4 separate regions of the Mus musculus genome follow, and regions 2, 3 and 4 are each linked to region 1. Evidence: chromatin loops called from intact Hi-C (ENCODE). Cell type or tissue: heart. All regions are shown on one strand. Each heading gives the region's core, and the rest is flanking DNA. Links, peaks and the distances in the headings are about the cores only. Region 1 has its middle 50 kb from the start of Slc8a1. Region 2 overlaps Slc8a1 (solute carrier family 8 (sodium/calcium exchanger), member 1). Region 3 overlaps Slc8a1 (solute carrier family 8 (sodium/calcium exchanger), member 1). Region 4 overlaps Slc8a1 (solute carrier family 8 (sodium/calcium exchanger), member 1).

Region 1 (5,527 bases), core at 169-5,168:
TTGAAGCCTTCATACGATTCTGTGTACAGGCCCCTCTAGAAGACAGGCTCACCTCTAGCTAGACTCCTCTGTGAATGAGTTTTATTTTTCTAATGCCAGCTCAATAAAATAAACTTTCATGATACTCCTATCATAAAACTGAATAGCATATGATAAACATTGGTATTTGACCTTGAATTATATTTTCTGTGTATAATGAGCTATAAAGTGGAGGAAGGACTCTTCGGTAGACAAAGATAAAAAACAAGATATGACCTAAATCTTGACTTTGTTATTATGAGAGGATAGGTATATGCCAGTGATAAGTCTCTCTCTCTCTCTCTCTCTCTCTCTCTCTCTCTCTCTCTCTCTCTCTCTCTCTCTCTCTCTCTCCCCCCCCAATGTTTTGCTTTGTGTATGTGTTGAACATCAATAAGTACACAGAAACAATTTTGTTTATAGAATTTCTCTCCCACAGCTCATTCAGGTATGTGGCCAATTATGTAACCTCCAACGCAAATAATTATAATGGATTGACATTTTCCAAGGAAAGGGTGATTGCTAGGAAGGTAGAGGGAACTGCTGTGAAGTATTACCTAGTTGTTCTTCAGCATTTTCTTCATTTAAAGTTATACTAACACCTGGAACAAGAATATTAGATTAATGAAGTGAGGAATCTGCTGTCTTTTCATTCAGTGGAATATACCTGGAGAAGCAATGCTAATTTGCTATCACTATAACACAGACAGAACCAGTGGGTACAACGTAATGTCGACCTTACCAAGGACCATTTGTTTAGAGAGCCATTTATACTGTATTTATTTTTCTGTAGTCTCATTTTTTTTAATTTAATGATTCTTGGCAACATCTTGCAAGCAGAGAATTAAAGTCTTCTCCTTTTCCAGTAAATCTCATTATAGGTATAAAGTATGAGAACATACATTCTCACAGTTGCAGAAACACAAATTTCAGCATCTCTGTGGAGCCAGGGGTTCTTTCAAATAGACATGGTATTACCTCGTTTCACCTGTCCATAAATTATCAGTAGTCTGTCATAGAGAAACTACTTACAGGTGGGTGAGACTTGGAGGAATCTTCTTGCTAGTTACAATGGCCATATAGTTTGTCACATTCTGAATGGGCAGTCACTGATAGGTGCTGGGCACCTGGTAAGAGTGCTATACTGAGTCATCAAGCCCCGAGGTGTGATCAAGAGCCAGCTATTTAGGAAGAGTCTCATTCAGATGCCAAACGATAAAGAACACAGTTGCCACACCCAAGAGTCAGGTTGAACCTCTCAGGCAGAGGTCTCTCTCTCACAGAGACTGGCTTGCCAGAGCTTGCAGAGAGGAGGCCAGCTTGTCTCCAGATGTCACCTGTGCATGAAGATCCCTATCCGTCTGGCATTCTAGAGGACAACATTGGTGAGTACAGAACACCCTATACCAAGGTCATCACTGTCCTTTGCCAAGGTTCTTTTGGCCAATGTGTATAGACCATACCGCATGCTGTAGATGATCAAGGTTTTAAGTGACTGCTTCCCTCAGCCAAAGGGTTTAAATGATTAAGTAAGAATTTAACTTCAATTTGTGTTAGATAAGGCTCATTATAAGGATATTCATTCCAGAGGGCCCGGCTCTTGGCTGGATGGGCTGTCCTTTCTGATGCACGTTCAGTTAGGGCTTATCATCAACTTCATGTTCTTGCCACCTACTCAACAGCTTGAGGTCAGATTTATTTGGAAGGGATTTTGGCTTATGCCTCCATAATGATGCCTATTAAATGCCTTTGTATGGAGAGGGACAATGTGTTGGCCTTATCAAGGAAAATGTGGCCTTCTTTAGCATCGGATTTTCAGTTCCCATTAGGATCATAGTAAGCTAAGCTAAAGGAAGGGGGGAAAACTGCTCTCTAAAGGTCAGCCTTCTTAATTAAATGGAAACCCAGGCAATGACATTAAAAGCTGAAGTAAGTGAAGCCAGTGCTTTTCCTGATGAGCCCCTACTGAGCATCAGGCTCCTGCTGCCTGTCTTGGGGCAGGCCAGACTGAGTTATTCCTGTTGAGTAAGAAGCTAGCTGTAAGGTTACCAAGCTGGTTCCTCCTGTGCAAACACATGGAACTTAGCATGTGAAACTGTGGCTTCAGTGGCAAAGTCAAGTCTTGGTATGGTGATGAGTTCCCAGACTGGCTCAGTTTCTTGACGTTCTATATCACTATGGCAGCCATCACCAGACCCTCTGTACTTCCCTAAGGACTGGGTTCCAGCCATGGTGAACACAGATGGGTGGAGGTTAGTAGATCACCTCTAAGCTAGGTATTCTCACATTTAGGAACTCAGTTTACAACACCCTTTAACAGAAAAGCAACCATAATTTCAAGGGCGAATTATTTGATCCAAGGTCAAATAGCTGGTAAAACATCTAGCTAGCTCAGTTATGTCTTCAATCTCTATGAATGTCTTTCCATTAATACAGAATTTAGTGCACTTCTTAGGCCCTACTGCCCTCATCCCCAGTTTTTAATGCATGGGGTGGCACAGGGACTGTGCCGCCCTTCTTATGTCTAAAGGAGAGCTAACTCCACAAGACCTTTCATCCTAGCTCTGTCCTGAACCTATTTTCATTTAAGTGTTGTGGTTTTTTCCCATGAGGCCCCTACCTATTCTAGTTGTCCTGGAACTTTCTACAGTCTTCTCATAAGCATATGACGCCAGAAGCTTCCCCAAAGCACTGTGAAAACTGCAAGCAATGGCACTGACTGTCCGTGCTGATTCCGCTCCATCCATGGCTGTTTCCTTCCCAGCACCCCCAACAACGTAGTTCTGAGGAATGCCCCCATAATACTGCATTCTAAATTTGAGGCATTTAGTATCTGTAATCCTTTTAACTTATTATATGCATAATGAATCAAGTAAATATGATTATGGTTATTTTGATGAGTATAAGATTATGTGATTAAAAAATCCATAACATGATTCTAAAAGAAAAAAATTCCAAGATGTGATTTTTTTTCAAGAAATACAGCCATTAAATAAATTTACTAAAACTTAAATTTGAGCATTAGTGTTTAGGCACAGCCGCTGGCGTATGTTATCTGAACTGAACTGCAGGGGGAGCCATTGAGATTGAGTCAAGTGGTCAGTATGTTCCCGAGGGGAAATTAGTGAAGCCATGCGGTTTAAGCAAGCAAGAGTTTGCATCTTTTCTTGTAGTTAGACTTGCCAAGGGATCTTTGGGGACACTGAGCTACACTAGAAGAAATTGAGCAAAAACTCTCTGAAGGTAGACCTAGGCATCAATAATTTTTGAAAACCACAAGTTTAGAGCAGGGAATATGGAGATGTGGAACTTGAACATGAAGCCTGTTTGTTAATCTGCAACCATCCTCTGTATTGTAATAAAAAAAATCATTAGAAATTGTATTTGGTTTAAGGGATTATGGCTAGAACCTCCATTACTGGGCTTCTGTCTGGTAAACATTTTTTATGTGATTAGCAATTATTGTTGTCATCTTAAGGGATGTATTGTTGCTCTAACTTTGGAACTCTTTACCAGTGAATAACAATATACTACTAATAAAGCCCATTAATTTACCAGGGAGTATAGATTGTGATTAGCAGGATGAGTCATAAAATAGTTCATTCTGTTGACCCTGTTGAAATCCAACACCACTCAGAATGGTAAAAGGCCCCTGAAGTTAGGGCCTGGAGGATGCTGGCAATGGAAAGGCTACCACCTGAGTTTTGCCGCTATGCGACTTACCTTTCTATCAGAACTGCACTCTGCTATATCTTGAAGTCGGACACTTGAAATCTTAACGGTCAGACATGGATTTCTAGTGAACTGCTAATTAGTCATCATTGATAACATCATGCTAACCTTCAGAGTTGACTGACCTTCTAAGCAATCTCTGCCACAATTTGATCCCAATCAACAGCAATCCCTGCCTGTCACATTTCACAAGAGTCTCTAGAGCATCAACCACTTGTTCTTTTAACACGGACAGACAGCCTCTTGCTGTACTGATTTACTTGCGAAAGTCTCTTAACTTATTCCATGCACTGCTAGGAAGAATAAGTACTCTCATTCTGCTTTAGTCACATTCTTCTTTAAATTCCTTCCCTGGCCCTCTTGTCTACAGAGTCAAGGCGAAAGCCCATAGAAGACAAAAGAACTCCATATCTGACTTCCAGTACCTATTTCAGAAACTTCCCTTGCCTCAACTTTTCTAACTATTAAAAATGTCTTGACTAGATGCACTTAAGTTTGTAAAGATGGTCTATCCAACAGGAAGCTGCAGGCTGTAAACTGACCACCTTATTGCTGCAACTACTTGGCCAAATGCAAATCCAGAAGCTTTAGTATATCTTAGAATCCACAGCTCAATCAAGTTAGATGGACACAGGAAAAGATTAATACTTTATCTAACCACCCCAAACTCCACCCACAACATTCTCAGAACATGGCAGTCTTGGCATATCCTTCCTATCTTCATTTGTTTTCCTGTTCTAAATTCTTGCCCTAAGTGACTGCTTTTTACCTTTTGTGGTTGAGATTGTTAGTCATCTCTGTGGCCTACTTTTGTGAATACACTGAACACTGTGTCTTTGGGGTTATCTATTCTATAGTTGACAATGCTTATATATCCAGAACACCCATATCATCCATCTGTCTGAGGATTTCTTGAGAACAGACTCTTCGGCTAACTTAGTGTTCTTAACTTTAAACTGACAATAGTTACCCTTTCATCCAAAATTAGGCTTGCTTAACTATGTGGAGAACATCTAGTAATAAAGAGATCTCAGAACAAATAATGGTAACTGAAATATTAAATCTTCGGGTGTTGGGTTTGAACTAGTTTAACTTTCTAAACTTTTCAAACTTTCTGAACAGAGAAAATGAAAGAAAAAAATAGGTAAGGGAGAGAGGCCAGTTGGTGGACAAGCACTTGCCATGTAAGCCCACAGACCTGAGTTCAGATCCAGGGTACACATGTGAAAGCCAGATGCAGCGTGTGTCTGGATTCCCCAGTGCTAGAAGGTGGTAGCAGTGGATCATTACACCTCATGGCCGGCCAACCAGTCCTGCCCATGAGCCCAAGGTTTAATGGGAAAGGGGTAATAGTGAGAAGCTTAACAACAAGTAAGAATCTATGAAAAAGCTTTAGGGAAATCTACTAGTTATTACACTCGTTTCAAAATACAACTTTAAAAAAAACAGAACCCTTTTTAAATGGAATTTTCCTGCTTTGGTAGACAATGTTACTCCTAAAATGCATGGATTATTAAATAAAACTACAGTTTAAAAAATGGGACATGTTACTACAAACTATTGGTATGGAGGACTCAGAGGTCTCCAAACAGCACAGGATACTGACATTGCCCTTTATTGCCATCATAACTACATGAATAAAAACAAAAACAAAAACAAACACAAACAAACAAACCCCTATTGCTTGAATATACCACATTCTCTAACCACAGGACATAGAAAAATCAATTTCAAGCCAACCAGGAAACTTAATTCCTGCTCTGGGATTCATGGTGCC
Region 2 (5,527 bases), core at 184-5,183, 120 kb after region 1:
AAACCAAATCTATCCTGGAGATGCCTTAAAAAATGCAACATATGTGCGTGCTTGCACCCCACCCCCCGGACACACACACACACACACACACACACACACGCGCGCGCGCACACACACACACTAGCCCTCCCCTGTAGACCCATAGATTCTGTCTAATGAATGACTTGCTTGCATTTCCTACTTTTCTTCCGAAATAGAGTGGCAGTGCTTGAGTGAAGAGCAGCAGTGATCCAGTTTAACAAAGCATTTTTGGGAGAGCATATGCATGCTGTCTGTGATCCTGGGCAGAAAGTCATGCTTTTTGTGTTAGGTATGGTTTTAACCCTCCCCACCCCACCCCCCTTTCCCCCTTAGCCTGGCTCCCTGAAAGGCACTCTCTGGCTCTCTGCTAGTCAGCCACTAGTGGTTGTGAACATAACAACACAAACTTTGTCCTGTTGGAGGTGTAAAGACTAAAACGAGGAAAAAAGGATATCAGTGGGAGGTGTAGTGGAAGAAGCTTTTTAAAAAAAAAATGACAGATGAGCTAAAGACAGTTCAGGCATCCTGGTCATGGAGCCAGCAGCTGAGGAGGAGGGGATTTCTGATCAGATCTGCTTCAAAGGACTGCCCGAGTACATCACATAGGAACAGCTGAACAACATCTACAGCCCAGGAGCTGCCTGCTGGGTGAAGATTTCTGAAGGGGGCTGTGGGGGAGTGAGGAGGGGGAGGCAACCTGGAGGAAATTCTGAAAGTATGCCCCACTAATACACACACACACACACACACACACACACACACACAAAGTACACACACACACACAAAGTACACACACACACACAAAGTACACACACACAAAGTACACACCACACACACACCTCCTCTCTTAGAGCTCTTCTGCAGAAAAAAAAAGGGGGAGTGGGAGTGGGATGAATCTAGATTCTTCATTCATTTGTTAAGAACAGAAAGCCGGAAGAAGGATGGCTGCCTTTTTAGGTTCCTCTTTCAAATCCTGTGTTACCAGGATTTTGCTCTCTGGGTTTGCTAAACTTGCTTAATTTGCGAAGGTTAGCCTGGTGTGTGAAAGCAGAAGGAAGGAAGGAAGAAAGGAAGGAGCCTGCTCCATCTTTGGGCTTGTGTGAGGGAGTTGGCAGTGAAGGACCACTGCTTTCAGTGAGATGGGCTTTCTTAAGCCATTTTACAAATTTCTGCCTGCTTCAATAAAGTGTTCCATTTGGATTTCTGGGCACTTTAAATAAGATCTACCCTATAAAGAGAGGCCTGCTCCCCCCTCCCCCTGCCCCGGTTTAAAATGGCTGTTGTGTTTTATTGGAAATGAACTGGGTCTCTAGAAAAAGAGTGAGAGGAAAGTGAAAAAAGGTGAAGAGAGATAAGCCATTATCCACTGCCACACTGACCAGAGGCAGCAAAGGATGCGAGTGTCCTCGGAGTGATCAGCCAGGGCTGGGAAGAGAGGAGTGAACTAAAGGCAGAGGTGGGCTGTGTGCTTCATGCTGCCTTACTTGTCTGCAGACCTTACTGTTGCTGCGTAAGAGTTTCCATAGTATCAGTGTGGATTTAGATTAAGAGATAGCTGGAAACTCTGTTGACTGTGACAGGGAAGGAAAGAGCATAGTACTGTGAGTGCTGTAACTCTAAATAAAAACAGGGAAGGAAGGTGAGGGATACCCTGAGGACTGAAGAATCCCGATCACCATAGCTGTTCTTTCAAGCTCACTGTGTTCTGAAACAATAAACTACGTTGAAAAGAGCGGCGGCATTTGTTAGTGAGCTATATTTAACATGTTTTTTATCGACGAAAATAGACTTTTATTTATCTTGCAAAGTAAACGCATGGTTCCTTCCCTCTTAGTGCTTAATCTCTGTCCTGGACAGAATAAATGATGAGAAGAACTCTGGGGCTTCTATAAATTGCATTCCTCCTTTAAAAAGAGAATGAACAGAAAAAAAAAACATTTTAAAAGACACAGCAGCATCAAGAAAGTATTTTGCCTTTGACTGTGAACATCACAGTTTTAGACTTAAGGGTGTTGTTTTCATGTTGCCATTCAAGGAGGCCAGTCTTTTCTCTCGGATGCCCAAGGTAGAGGGAGAAAGCTATGCAGGCAAGAAGCAGGTATAGGTATCAGCAAGGACAAGACTAGAATGGAAGTTAAATATAGAGTAAGACATGTTTAGAGAAGAGGATGTTACATCAGGTTGCGTGTTTCATATTCTTGAGCTGTTGTATATATGTTCCTTCCAGTCGTTGCTTTTGTTAAAAATTTCGTGGTTCAAGTGATAATCTCAGCTACTTAGGGATATGTGCCTTGTGTTTCAACATCATCCACTGCCATCCACACTTCATGATCCAATGTCTACTGCAAACCCCTTCTCCCCTGTGAGAACATTTACCCAGGAACCTATCTGACCAAATTCTACTGCTCCCTCTTGTGGCAAGTATTTTCCCTGACTTTCTCTAGATTCCAGGATGCTGTCTGGATTCCCCACTGTTCCTTTAACAGTCTACCTCTCCAGCTCTAATTCTCAGTAGCAACTAAGGCTAACCAGGCCAGTGGGTTACAACACTACCTGTTCCCACTTTTCCCTCTGAACAAAATGGTTCTGGCTCCTGGGAGATGTCTCTTAGATGTAGGGGAAGTAGATGTCAGGTGTTTTCCGACCCGTTGGGATAGACCAGACTCGGGAAATGTGAGCTTTCAGCTTTTGCCTTTGGGATTTTGATTTAAACTTAGGGCTAGTCCAGTGGGGCCTCATTAAATGCAGTAGGATTATTTCTCTCTCAATCTCTCTCTCTCTCTCTCTCTCTCTCTCTCTCTCTCTCTCTCTCTCTCTCTCTCTCCCTCTCTCTCCCTCTCCTCCCTCTCTTTCTCCTTCCTCTGGCAATCCCTCTCTTTCCCCTTCTCTATTCTTCCTCTCTCTTTCCTGCAGCCTCTAGCTTCTCATGTGTACATGTGCATCGTGTTGAAACTTTAAACTAACCATGGAGTAGTAGTGACAGCCCACTGTCTGATGTGGAGACTTCCAGGGTGAGTGCTTACTGTATGCTTTCACGGAAGGAGTTTAGAACACAAGTAGAGAGTGCCTTGATTTCACAGAGCTCACACTGCTCTCTTCCCTGGCAACTCTGTTTGGAATCTGATTGCTTCGCCCTCACATTTACACCTGTCCTTTGGTTTTTGGGTCCTTGGTGCTTCTAGTCCAGAATGCAACAAGAAGGTTCAAATTACAGGCATCCTTACTTCCTGCTCAGTTTTCAAAGAAGGAAGGGAATGTCCTGTCTGACAAGTGAAGCATGGAAACTCTTTTTGTGGCTGAGGGCTAGTGCATCATCTATAATAAGTTGTTTGAGTCTGGTAAAACATTCATGGGTTCAAAGCCTTTATCCACTGGCCAACATAGAATCTGAAACCATTAGTATGAAGGTCACTCATCTGAGTGAAGAATTCTGACCAAATCCCTAACAAAATGCAGAGGTATTGCTCAACAAAGAGGTACTATGTGTGAATCTACACAAACCATTAGTATATGTTAATATGTGAACATATACTATGTGTGAATCTACACAAGCCATTAGTATATGTCAATATGTGAACATATACTATGTGTGAATCTACACAAGCCATTAGTATATGTCAATATGTGAACATATACTGTGTGAATCTACACAAGCCATTAGTATATGTCAATATGTGAACATATACTATGTGTGAATCTACACAAGCCATTAGTATATGTCAATATGTGAACATATACTATGTGTGAATCTACACAAGCCATTAGTATATGTCAATATGTGAACATATACTGTGTGAATCTACACAAGCCATTAGTATATGTCAATATGTGAACATATACTATGTGTGAATCTACACAAGCCATTAGTATATGTCAATATGTGAACATATACTATGTGTGAATCTACACAAGCCATTAGTATATGTCGATTTGTGAATTTGAAAAGCTTTATGCAATCAGCTCTCAAAAAGTCCCGAGGACCTGGGACACAGCAAGACAAAGAGGAAGTGGAAGAGTTAAAACTGTGTTTCTGCCCACTGAATGCCCTCTTGAGACTGTTCTGATAGGGAAGCGTAGGGAGCCAAGGGCCTGGGAGCAGAGCTCTTGAATAAGAGGTCAGTCACCGGAGAGAAACCAGAAGCAGGCAAATGTGGATTCCTATACTAAGGTTTTACCCTGAAGCAACCTTTGGTTCTTTTCTTAAGAAGTTAGCCTTTGTAAGGCTTCTGAGAAATGGGCAAAGTATTTTCTCTAGAGCAGACTGACAGTCTCAAAATCCTGAAGGCGCTGTATTGTAACCTTTCCACCAGTCACCTAGACAACAGTTGCTCGATGCCAATTCAGATAAACAGTTCCCTGCACATTCAAGAGATCTTGGAAAAAATTAATGTCTCTATCAGAGGCTATCTTAAAAGATGGGATAATCACTCTGTAGATTCCATGCCATTGCAAACTAAGTTACAAATAATGTCTTTGCTGAATCTAATGTGAGATCAAGTCAAAACAGCAAGACAACCAGTGAGTGATTCACCACCTTCCACTAATCCAACCATGGTGTCTACTGAGCACTCAGGTTGTGTAAAAGACACATGGAAAGGCAAGCCATTTCACATTTGTTGAACACTTGTCATGTCATTATCTAGACAAGCTGGTATATATGTGTGTATGTGTGTGTGTGTGTGTGTGTGTGTGTGTGTGTGTATGTTTGTGTGCATGCATATGTATATGTATATATATGCACACATGCACACACATATGCATATATATACATATATATACATACATATACCTATTTGATGCTTCTAAGTGTCCAGCAAAGAAGCATAAAAATGCATTTAAAGGTGAAGACTATTGTGCAGTTGAATGACTTAGCTGTGGGTCAATAAAAGACTACAAAAGCCATGTTCTGGATTTAGTTCTTCTTGCCATGATCTCATAGATGAAATACCATGGCTGAGTAAGATAGGATCTGGACTGCAGAGGAAGGAGAAGCTTGGCCTCTGACCTCGTCGAGGAGAGGAAAGGGGATTTGGGGGTCATCACAAAGAGGTAAAGGGGTTTAGAAAACCAATAAGCTGAGTCATTTTGACCAAGTAAAACATGTTCTAAGCATTTTATGGCAAGGACAGCCATAGAACAATGTCATGAATGTCTCCATAGCACTTGATCTGCCCTGCACTCATTCAGGACTGTGTATGTACACTATAGAGTTGGGATCAATAGTAGCTTTCGGCATTTCCCAAATGCATTTTACACTGGAAGGTAAGATTCATCATGAAGTCACTGCAATGGTCAGAGGCAAGGAGAAAGGGTAGGCCACTAGTCAATGCACTTCTTGGTTTACTTTTTACTTGGTTTTAGAGATAAATTCTCACCATGGAGCCCAAGGGACTCCATACCCCTTGAAGTCTCCTACCTGTGCCTCCAGATTCCTGGGATTTTAGGTATGATGCTACACTGGGCATCCCTTGGTACACTTTAGGTAGTTTATTTATCATTGATGGCT
Region 3 (5,527 bases), core at 293-5,292, 130 kb after region 1:
TGGCTGGTTGGTTTTAATTTCCCCTCAGTCAATTTTTCCCCTAACTTTTTTAGTATCTCCTCTCAGGATTAACTTTATGGTAGATTCTCACTCATCAGAAAAAGGCAATAAGAAAGTAGCTTCAACAGCTTCCCTAACAAAACGGTAACCCTTCAGCTGGTATTTAAGCAAATTTCCCAAGATAAACACGTGTGGCTGAATTGAAGGGCACGCATACTGCATGCCCTATGCCATGCCACAGGGAGCATGTGTGCTTCATAAACCGCTCAAGGATCTGTGTAAAACATTTTTGTTTTCCCACAGGCCACCAACACTCCACTTATTTTGTTGAATAATAAGAGCTGACAAGTTCCTCTTCAAGCTGACTTACTTTTTGAAATTTTACTGCTTCTGTGTGGATTTGTGCATGGTTTTATTTTTTTTTTTTTTCCATTTTTTATTAGGTATTTCGCTCATTTACATTTGCAATGCTATACCAAAAGTCCCCCATAGCCACCCACCCCCTCTCCCCTACCCACCCACTCCCCTTTTATGGCCCTGGCGTTCCCCTGTACTGGGGCATATAAAGTTTGCGTGTCCAATGGGCCTCTCTTTCCAGTGATGGCCGACTAGGCCATCTTTTGATGCATATGCAGCTAGAGTCAAGAGCTCCGGGGTACTGGTTAGTTCATAATGTTGTTCCACCTATAGGGTTGCAGATCCCTTTAGCTTCTTTGGTACTTTCTCTAGCTCCTTCATTGGGGGCCATGTGATCCATCCAATAGCCGACTGTGAGCATCCACTTCTATGTTTGCTAGGCCCAGGCATACTCTGACAAGAGACAGCTATATCAGGGTCCTTTCAGCATAATCTTGCTAGTGTATGCAATGGTGTCAGCATTTGGAAGCTGATTATGGGATGGATCCCCGGATATGGTAGTGTCTACATGGTCCATCCTTTTATCTCAACTCCAAACTTTGTCTCTGTAACTCCTTCCAAGGGTGTTTTGCTCCCACTTCTAAGGAGGGGCATAGTGTTCACACTTCAGTCTTCCTTTTTCTTGAGTTTCATGTGTTTAGGAAATTGTATCTTATATCTTGGGTATCTTAGGTTTTGGGCTAATATCCACTTATCAGTGAGTACATATTGTGTGAGTTCCTTTGTGAATGTGTTACCTCACTCAGGATGATGCCCTCCAGGTCCATCCATTTGGCCAGGAATTTCATAAATTCATTCTTTTTAATAGCTGAGTAGTACTCCATTGTGTAGATGTACCACATCTTCTGTATCCATTCCTCTGTTGAGGGGCATCTGGGTTCCTTCCAGCTTCTGGCTATTATAAATAAGGCTGCTATGAACATAGTGGAGCATGTGTCCTTCTTACCAGTTGGGGCATCTTCTGGATATATGCCCAGGAGAGGTATTGCTGGATCCTCCGGTAGTACTATATCCAGTTTTCTGAGGAACCGCCAGACTGATCTCCAGAGTGGTTGTACAAGCCTGCAATCCCACCAACAATGGAGGAGTGTTCCTCTTTCTCCACATCCACGCCAGCATCTGCTGTCACCTGAATTTTTGATCTTAGCCATTCTGACTGGTGTGAGGTGGAATCTCAGGGTTGTTTTGATTTGTGCATGGTTTTAGAGGCAAGCTATTAATCATTCCTTCGGGAACTTTCCTAAACTGTAATATAGAATATTGACAGGAGAGTTACATAAAGGAAGTATTTCTGCATTTGATTATCTATCATTTATGATATACACATATATACATATATACATATATATATATATTTATAAAAGAAATATATATTATTTCTTTTTTGCTTCCCACTTCTGCTGTTCTCAGGAGAATTTGTCTGTGGATTGAGTTTTGATACCAAAGAGGAAAAAGACTTACGTTCAGTGATGAAGTGTATCTCCTAAGAAAGTTTTCACTTGAAGATGAAGCGGGGGGATCAGCTTGTTAAATTCACCAGACTCAATTCATTTCACCACCATTTTCATTATAAAAATATACATTGACAAAACAAATAATTTCAGATGTTCTGGTATCATTTATCCTGAAATTGAATTATAAAGCTAAGCTTCCCAGTTCCAAGAGGCACACTAGAAAGCAAAGGGAGCTACTATACAGCTCAAAGATCAGCTCTGGAGTGTAAGAGTCAGGTAAATAGGTAGCACCTATGAAAAGCCTATATTTTAAAGAATGTAGATTTTCCCCCCACTACTCAAATCTGATCTAGAGTTTATGGTCCTGCATATTTCAACTTCTAGTTTTTAGGGTTTGTGTCTGGAAACTCCATTTTTCTTGATTTTGGCCAGGTATTGCTATAGCATCCAGCAATCCCAGCCTTTTTCTGCTTAGAGAGGGAGAACTAATGTGCAGCAAGATTATGAATTAGGAGCTTTGTAAATGACTCGGTGCCTTCATCTCCCCCTTTGACGATCCCCCATGAGTGTTTCTCTTTCACTCCATTTCCCCTCAGCCTCTCATCTTCCACCTCCTGACCAACATAGTCCTGAAGGCCCTTCCTATTTTAATCCTGCAAGGGGTCCCATCTCAGTCTGTAAGAGGCAAAGCCATGTGATACATTTTTCCCCCACACCAGTGTTGTAACGATATACATAGCACATGACTGCCCTCCAATGCTCTGGCACTAAGTTAGTTCCACTTCCTTAATTAAGTGTTCTCCTGAGTATGTGATCCTGCAGATGCACCTGCCTCAGAGTCCTTGCTGGATTTCACTCAGCTTTTCCTATTCTTCCTGTCTGGCCCTTATTCCAGGTTGTTTTAAGGAATAGTGCCAATACTGCACTATCTTAGAACTGCCTGTGTGTGCAGGAACATTGCAACTCTATCCACTGTGTATCTTAAGATATGGCCCAGGTACCTGCATTCTTTTATCTCTGGATAATTTTTGAGTGAAGGGAAGTTGTAGAGACCTACATACCTGTCATTATTCCCAACATACGTTCCTCTCAGATTTTTTTCCTTCTGTGTATTAGAGAGATTTCTTCTCTTTTAGGTTCTTTCCTTTATGGACTTTTCTTCAGAGTTCTATACTGAGTGCGGAGGCCTGAAGTTGACATCAGGCGTCATTCTCAATTGCTCCAAGGAAAAGTCTCCCAGAGATCACCAGTGGGCTAGACTAGCTATCCAGCTTGTTTGGGGCATCCTATGCACCTACCTCCACAGTACATGAATTAAAGCAGACTGGTATGCTTATAGGGGTATTAAGTGGGTTATTGGGATCCAGACTCTGGTCTTCATTCTTGCCTGACAAGCACCTTATTGAGTGGTTGATCTCATCACCCCACATTTCTGAAGGTTAAATGTCTCCAGTCTAGGATGGCAAATGGTTTTGCTAGAAAATCTCTCTCCTTTAAATGACTTACACATAGAAGCACACATAAGACTTCATTCTTTCTTTTCCAGCGTATAAAATCAACTATCAAAGAAAGGCTCTTATTTCTTCTTAATGTGCAGATAAGAAAATTTTCATTGAAGTAGTTACTATTGTCAACCAGAAGGGCTTTGGAAGAATCTAAGAATACAAAGGTTAGGTTTCCAAGCACTTGGCTCCCTTACCCTTAAAATACCCTGATATAGGGCCAGAGGTGCAATGGTCTGAGGTTTCTAAAGTTGTGGATTGAGTGCATGAATCTGGGAACTTCTAGATTGTCCACTTGAGTGTTCAGTCACACTGTTGAAATGCCCAGTGAGTCTCTCCTCTTCTGAAATCTAATAATGGAAGAGGTTCATCTTCTAGAAAGGAGATTCATAACTTGACTTCAGTAACACCCTAGTGAGCGTTAACTACATTGGAGAGAGATCCTTGCCACACAACATTTAAGTGTTTGGCACATCTGAGTGATTAAGAGAAACTTGGTCAGTGAAGCCATGAACAATATGTTGTTCTTGCAGGGTTGGGTTTTGTTTGTTTATTTGTTTTTTTGTTTTTGTTTTGTTTTGTTTTGTTTTATTCTTGACCAGTTTAAGTTTTTAAAATAAGACTTAACTGCAAGGTAATGAATTTGTGAGCTGCACTGATATCCTTGAATAAGTTGTGGTTTATTAATAATATAGTATTGACTTGTTATGACAAAATTCTATACCAGTTTCCACCTGCCAGCTACCCATTTCCTTTATGTCAGTTTTGCTGCCTTCCATCCCGCTAAACCCTGGAGTGTGCTACATGACTTTGGAAAGATCATGGTCTTTAGACTTCGGATGATGACCACCCTCCCTCCTCCCTCAAATTGCAAAATTTCTCCTTAGAGGATGGCGAGGAAGGAGAGAGGAGTGAAAACCTAGAAAGCTTAGAGATAAAGCAATATACACGCATGTCATCATATGGAAAGAAAGGCTGGCCAAGAGCTTATTCAACACCAAGTATCTAAACACAGAGTTGTTTGCCTTCATACAATTGTATTATAAACCTGCTGTGGAAGTCAACAGAACTCACTGTGAGCTGATGCCAAGAGCTCATGTTAAAAAAAAATCCTCACTACATCATTTAAAGTCAAATGACCTTTTTCAATGACTATTCTAACCTATGTATTATACTTTTCTAATTTGTAAAATAAGAATGATAACACAAACCTCCCTATTGACAGAAAGCTCAGGGACATGGAGAAAAAGGAATTGATTCTCTCTGTCTGTCTGTCTGTCTGTCTGTCTGTCTGTCTGTCTCTCTCTCTCTCTCGTGTGTGTGTGTGTGTGTGTGTGTGTGTGTGTGTGTGTGTGTGTGTGTGTGTGTGTATGTGTGTGTAGGTCATGCTCAATCAGTTATTCCAGCCTTTGTCGTCATTATTTCCACAAGTAGAGTCATGACATCCGCTGCAAGGCCCAGGTTTAGTAACCTTCAAGTCGGTCCTTACTGACTAGGACTCCATCCAGATCAGTGTCTTTTCTCTGACTCCCTCTCTGTGTCCTCTTCTTTCTTTTCCACTTTCTTCTTCTTTCTCACATATTCCCATTGGCATGCAGAGTTAACATATTTACATTTAAATTTTCTTCCCTTGTTTAGGGCCTCTAGCATGGCATGGGTAGGGAAAGACTTGATTGGATGTCTTTGATTTCCATTGAAAGGGAAGGGAATAATAATAATAATAATAATAATAATAATAATAATAATAATAATAATAAAGTAGGCTTACAGGGTTTGATATGCTCAACAGCTTTCAGTCAGCAAACCAGACCTGGGATAGGAAATCATGAGACCACCTGGAACCCCAGGCTGTGGAAGAAGACCCTTTGTCCAAGCTAGAAGCCACCCTTTCCAACGTGAGATTCTTTGCAATGAGCCTGTATAACTAATTTCCTCTCTTCTGGCTGACACTGCTATTGGTTTTCTTCCTGATGCTGACCTCTGCTTATGGAGGGCACATCCATTTCACATAGTGAATATTTTTAAGTGCAGGTGCCCAGACCCAGTTGCCAGCTTCTGATACAGCACTAGAGATTTGTTGAGTCAGCTCAGGAGCTTATGAGAATCATTTTATTCATCCAGTAAGTATGAGCTGCACATCTTTTATGTGCTAAT
Region 4 (5,527 bases), core at 308-5,307, 310 kb after region 1:
CCTACCTGGTCATGCCAAATTTGTCATTCAGAAATGCTCTCTTTTTTTTTTTTTATTTTTTTAAGCTGCTTACAGCTTATTTGAAAACGCTGTTTTGATTACCTAATTTATTGCCATTCCCTCGTTCACAATGTGGTAATTACACACAATTTGTAATGAGCTTATCTCAGCAAAGCACAGCCAGTGACAGGAGATGCGTTGTTTTCATGTAAGCCAACCGACTCTGGTCTTCTAATCAGCAGCAGAGGGAAGCAATATTGATAATTGAAACTTAGATCCAAAGTGGCTCTTAATTGAAACCTGCATTAATGACATGCTGGCATTAAAAAGATCTGCAGGTTAGCTGCAGCTTCCCCTGGCATTCTGAAGATTTTTTTTTTTTTGTCTCTTCAGTACCTTACTGAGATTGACTAATTAATTAATTAATTAATTAAGATTGGTCTTGGAGGCCTGGATGCAAAGACACACCTTCCCACAATGTGTTTTCCAAACTGTACAATATTAATTATAATTTTATTTCAGAACACAGAAATGTTGGCCTTGAACACAATCCAAGTTTATCACGTGGTAACTTAATGCTATTTTTCACCTTTTAACCCTAGTTCTTTGGCCATATAGAAAAATCTAGATAAGCTTATCAATTATATTATATAAGTAGCTGAAATTAGAATTATGTATCAAGATTTTGGTTATAGTATTCAAGGTAATGTTTTCAGGAGCCATAATGAGTGAAGTGAGTTAATCTTCTATTTAGTTTAATGTATGCCTAGGGTAGAGGTTTGGGGTTCTGGTTTACTGTAAAGTAGAAATTCTCTGTGCTCAAGAACACCAAGAACAGCACTAGAAAATTTTCCAAAGATGACCTCTCGCTGCTACCCAGATGTGAATAACAAAAAGAAGAGAACCATCTAAGAAACTAGAGGTATGGAAAGAAGATTCATTAACATAACAGCTCACTAAAAGTTCAGATCAAGAAATAAAGTGTCGGAAAGGCTTACATATCAACACACTGTCAGACCTTCATTCAGGAAACGCTCAAACGTCAAAACCAAAGAGTTTGATAGGACCCTGAAGGACCAGAGAGACTTTACATTGGTTTTGGAGGCGAGGACCATGGAGTGTGGTTGGAATATGCTTATCTGTCTGAGGAGGGACAAGGGACAAACACCTAACTTAGCTGGCCTTTGAGTTCATCTAAGGAGCCAATCTTACAAATTGGTTTTATGTGAAGTGAGAGACCTGTGCCATGGGTCTACCTAGAGTCTATAATAAACAAGGGCTTGAGATCATGTGGGATTATGCAGATGATGTGACCTTGAGCCACAAAAGTAGACCAGCCTTTCGACTGCCAAGATTCCCATTCCAGATATTCCTCTAAGCCTCTACATATATAAACATGATCCATCATGAGGCCTGTGGCAATGTGTGACTAAGAAATCATCTAAACAGCTTCTGAGCACCACGGGCCTGGAATTCTAAAGACAGCATACATGTGCAAGAAGAGTGAAAGCATTAAGGACAATGCCCCAACTTGACTCGTTGGTTTAGAGGGAATTCTGTAGTCTTCCCTCCCTGTAAATGATCAAAGAGATATCCTGGATGACTCTAGAAACAGAGGAAGATACTTGGGGAAATCAAACACTAGGGATTATAAGAAAAACTTCCCCTAATTCCAAGACCCCCCAAAATTGTTTATCTTCCTGTCAGCTTCCAGCAATTGCATCCATTGTTCTTGAATACATGAGGCTCTACAGGTGCATGTGGGTACATATTTAGATGTGAAAATGTACAGAGAGTGATGATTCACGAGCACATGCCACCTTGAAAACACCTATCAAATCAGGCAGCTTAGGACACACAATCACCAATCCTACCTCTGGCTGAAACACTTGGAATTTCTGAGGATCTTTACTTAGTAGTGATTTTCTGTGGCTGTTCACTTTCCATGGCCTATTTATTTCATCGAAAGGCGGTGTCATTTCTGGATTTCTCTAAGGAAAGTAGAGTTTTTTTACTCTGCTATCTCTGGAAATTGGCCATAGCTTGCAAATTTGGAACACCCTAAGCAAGCAAGATAAATGATTCCCAGTGTAATATCCCTGGGGCTTCTGCCAGAAGAAAGCTTTGACAGCCTGAAAGATCTGAAGCAGTTCACCTTAGTACTGTCTTCAAAGTAGACTTATGCTCTCTCCTACATGCAGACTACAGCTAAACTACAGAATGAAATGGCCGTGTTTGAAAATCAATGATGTGAGAGGGAGAGTGGGCAGTATTGTTTCCTGGATGATAGGAAACATTATGAATAAATGGAGGGACCCATAGTACTCCAAATTGCCTCTGCATATGAATATCTATCCATTTCAGATACTCCTGCTCAAGGTAATCATGAATTTCTACCTCTCTTTTAATGAAATACTGGAGGGAAAATACTACCCAACTCATCCATTATAGTCATCAGCTACAACTGCAAGTCATTCTCAACATTTGACTATTGGCAATAGCAGTTGGATCTCAGGCACAAGTTGCCTGGAATCACTTGTTCTATCTTGAAAACATTTACTCCATCTACTGGTCAAACATGTCCAGTTTCAACAAGATCATGTCCCTTAACTGGGGACTGTGGGGCTGTGTAGCAGATGAGGAGGAAGTATATCTACATCCAAAGAGATCTTCTTTCCTGACAGGTTTCATTCCTGAGACACTCTCTGATCTTTACAATAAGTTACCTATGGATGCTGATGTTGAAACGAGCTAAATTTGAGACCTGGAAAATTGACATGAAAAATGTACCATCCTTTCTGAAATTATCCAGTTCAAGGGAGAAACCTGTAGAGAAGAAAGAGATTAGTCATCTTTATACTGAAAGGTATAAACATCTTCTGTGACACAAATTCTGGTCACTAATGGTTTGAATTTAAGCTCACTTGTATAAATGAGATGTGGTCATTCTACTGACATACTTGTAAATAGCACTTGTCCCTGACTTAATTTTACATTTCTTGGTCAACCACTATTAACATTTCCTTTATTTTCCAGAAGTCATGTCCTATATTCCACACTTAAGTAACTCCAACCAACTCTACTTACAGTTAATAGTAGAAGAGTATTGTTGCACAACGAGGGGCTTTAAATTCAAGTCACTTAGTCTGAGATTTTGAAATGTTCTCTGAGTAGAAGTCTATGCTGTCTATGCTTCCTTTATTGTGTTTAGCAATGCATACCAGAGAAACACCAGAACAGGGAGCTATCACCATGTGTCTTTCCTCAAGTTGCCTATGGTTTATTTGCCTTGTTTATCTCCCTCTGAGCCATATTCCTTTCCCTCGCCTGACCCACACTTCTAATATGTACTTAAATATATAAAACCTTTACATGTTTAAAAAGCAAGAGTAAATGTCTCAGTCTCTGTTCCATTGCTGTGAAGAGACACCATGACCACAGAAACTCTTATAAAGGAAAGCACTAAATCCTGGCAGTGGTGACACACATCTTTAATCCCAGAACTCAGGAGACAGAGGCAGGCAAATCTGTGAGTTCAAGACCAGCCAGCCTGAGAAATCCTGTCAAAAAAGAAGTAGAAGAGGAGGATGAGGAAGAGGAGAAGGAGGAGGAGGAAGAGAAGGAGGAGGAAGAGGAGAAGGAGGTGGAAGAGAAGGAGGAAGAGAAGGAGAAGGAAATGATGGAGGAAAGAACAAAAAAAAAAAAACCATTGAGCTGAGGACTTGCTTACCATTTCAGAGGTTTATACCCCATTATCATCATGAAGGGGTTTGTGGCAGCACACATCCCACTTCACTTGAGCAGTAGCTGAGAGCTACATCCTGACCCCTAGGCAGCAGACAAAGCTAAGAGGAGCTTGATTTGGGCTTTTGAAACCTGAAAGACCACCCCCAGTGAAACACTTTCTCCAATAAGGCCAAATCCACTGCAACTAAACACCACCTCCTAAATCTTTTAATCCTTTCAAATACTACCACTTCCTGGTGACTGAGCATTCAAATATATGAGCCTTTGGGAATAATTCTTATTCAAGCCACCACAATAAGCAAAGTTTGTTGGAGAATATTTTATGAAAATTCCTTTTATTTCTGCTGCCTATTTTTTCATCAAACTTTGAGTATAGAATCATGGTATTATGTGTGTACTAATTTATGCACCACTTCCTTTAATTCTTTCAGAAAAAAATGTTCATTATATAATTTTGTGCCCAATACATTTATATCACTTCTATTAAACAATATAAAAAACACTATTGTAAATGATAGACTTAATAAAATCCAACAAGGTCCTGTCTCAGGTCCATATCTTGCCATCTGTTTATAACTGCACATGGCTCGAACGGTTGATAATGTCACAGACACCAAACCATTCTAGGAAATTAACTCTGCACAAAGAAAAGGGCAAGATTATAATCAGACCAAGACCATGCAAGAAAGAAGACATAGAATGGTCAACACACCTTCCAAGAAGTAAACTGAAGGGGAATGGGAGCCAGGGAGCAATCTGGAAGAGCAGGGAGTTCTGAAAGTCAGAGCCCAACCCCTCATATGGTAACAGAAAAGGCAACAAATGCTCTCATTATTCCGTGCTCTCCAGGAAGTGTGAATGGCTGCTACAGTAGGAGAGTCCTCCGCATTTCAGATTTGCCCCTCTCTGATTTTCATTTCACATCAAGAACACTTTTAAGAATCGCTATTGTGCCTTTTCCTCCCTTAAATTGTAACTGCAAGCTTACACACTTTCTTAATTGTCCTTAATTGGCTCTTGAAATCATGTGTGACCATGGCATCCTGCTTCAGAGTTCTTCTAATCTATGATAATCACAAACTGTGGATGATCTCCTTAGAACCTTCTGAAACATGAAGTTAGTCCTGATTATCAGTCTTTTCACCCCCTAGTTGTCCACTGATCTCACTTCTGTCTCTGGTATCTTATTTTAGTCCTAATGCTACATCTTTGCTTCTTATGTTTTTGCTTCTGGTGTTAGCATTTCTGGGAATCCAAGCAAGCATTTGGGGATAGCTTCCTTGTACTTTCACAGTGCATATTTAGCAATATGATTAATTAGTATGTTCTCAAATGAATGTGATTGCCATAGCATCAAGTAAGAAATAATTCTTAATATCAAAAAGGAATTCCCCACTGAAAGGAAGAAAGGGGGAAGTCTTTAAGATTATCCTTTGTTTGGACTCTAACAACCTAGAACTACTAAGGACTCATGTCCAGTAGTGACTCAGGAGTGAATGGTATAATCACCATCAGAGGGAAAATTTGTGACAATCTCTTAATCAAATAACTACTTTCCACTGGTTATGAAATATGTTCCAAAGCAGTAAACTGACCGCTTCAATGTGAGACACAGATGAGAGAGAAAAATGGCCTGGTTTAAGTTTTAACTCATTAATTGCTCACAATTTTGATATTTGTGATACCACAGAGTCATCTGAATGAAGCAAGTCTTTATTGACATGTTATAGCTCTCCTCTTCTTGTTCATCTCAGTGCAAGTGCAAAGAGAACCTTAATCA

The links. A loop is a pair of places that touch in the nucleus more often than their neighbours do. Peaks named below come from ENCODE experiments on the same cell type or tissue, not always from the same donor. Only the 100,000 strongest peaks of a DNase experiment are listed, where the experiment ranks them.
Region 2: it touches region 1 in a loop (2.7-fold over the local background); 13 of 42 quality-filtered maps call a loop at or near these places.
Region 3: a loop joins it to region 1, with 3 times the contacts of the local background. A loop is called at or near these places in 12 of 42 quality-filtered maps.
Region 4: it touches region 1 in a loop (6-fold over the local background); 13 of 42 quality-filtered maps call a loop at or near these places.

What each region holds. Positions count from the first base shown.
Region 1 is chr17:81,785,136-81,790,662 of GRCm38, reverse strand. No RefSeq gene overlaps it. Among named protein-coding and RNA genes, the nearest start is that of Slc8a1, 50 kb to the right of the region's middle. In heart, for the core only: a CTCF peak has its summit at 3,079 (motif pointing right); no DNase peak of the experiment used is centred there; H3K27ac peaks cover 942 bases.
Region 2 is chr17:81,663,663-81,669,189 of GRCm38, reverse strand. The region is part of intron 1 of Slc8a1 (solute carrier family 8 (sodium/calcium exchanger), member 1); the gene reads left to right. Among named protein-coding and RNA genes, the nearest start is that of Slc8a1, 72 kb to the left of the region's middle. In heart, for the core only: a CTCF peak has its summit at 2,437 (motif pointing left); no DNase peak of the experiment used is centred there; H3K4me3 peaks cover 415 bases.
Region 3 is chr17:81,655,127-81,660,653 of GRCm38, reverse strand. The region is part of intron 1 of Slc8a1 (solute carrier family 8 (sodium/calcium exchanger), member 1); the gene reads left to right. Among named protein-coding and RNA genes, the nearest start is that of Slc8a1, 80 kb to the left of the region's middle. In heart, for the core only: no CTCF peak of the experiment used is centred there; no DNase peak of the experiment used is centred there.
Region 4 is chr17:81,474,667-81,480,193 of GRCm38, reverse strand. The region is part of intron 2 of Slc8a1 (solute carrier family 8 (sodium/calcium exchanger), member 1); the gene reads left to right. Among named protein-coding and RNA genes, the nearest start is that of Gm33944, 190 kb to the right of the region's middle. In heart, for the core only: a CTCF peak has its summit at 2,572 (motif pointing left); no DNase peak of the experiment used is centred there.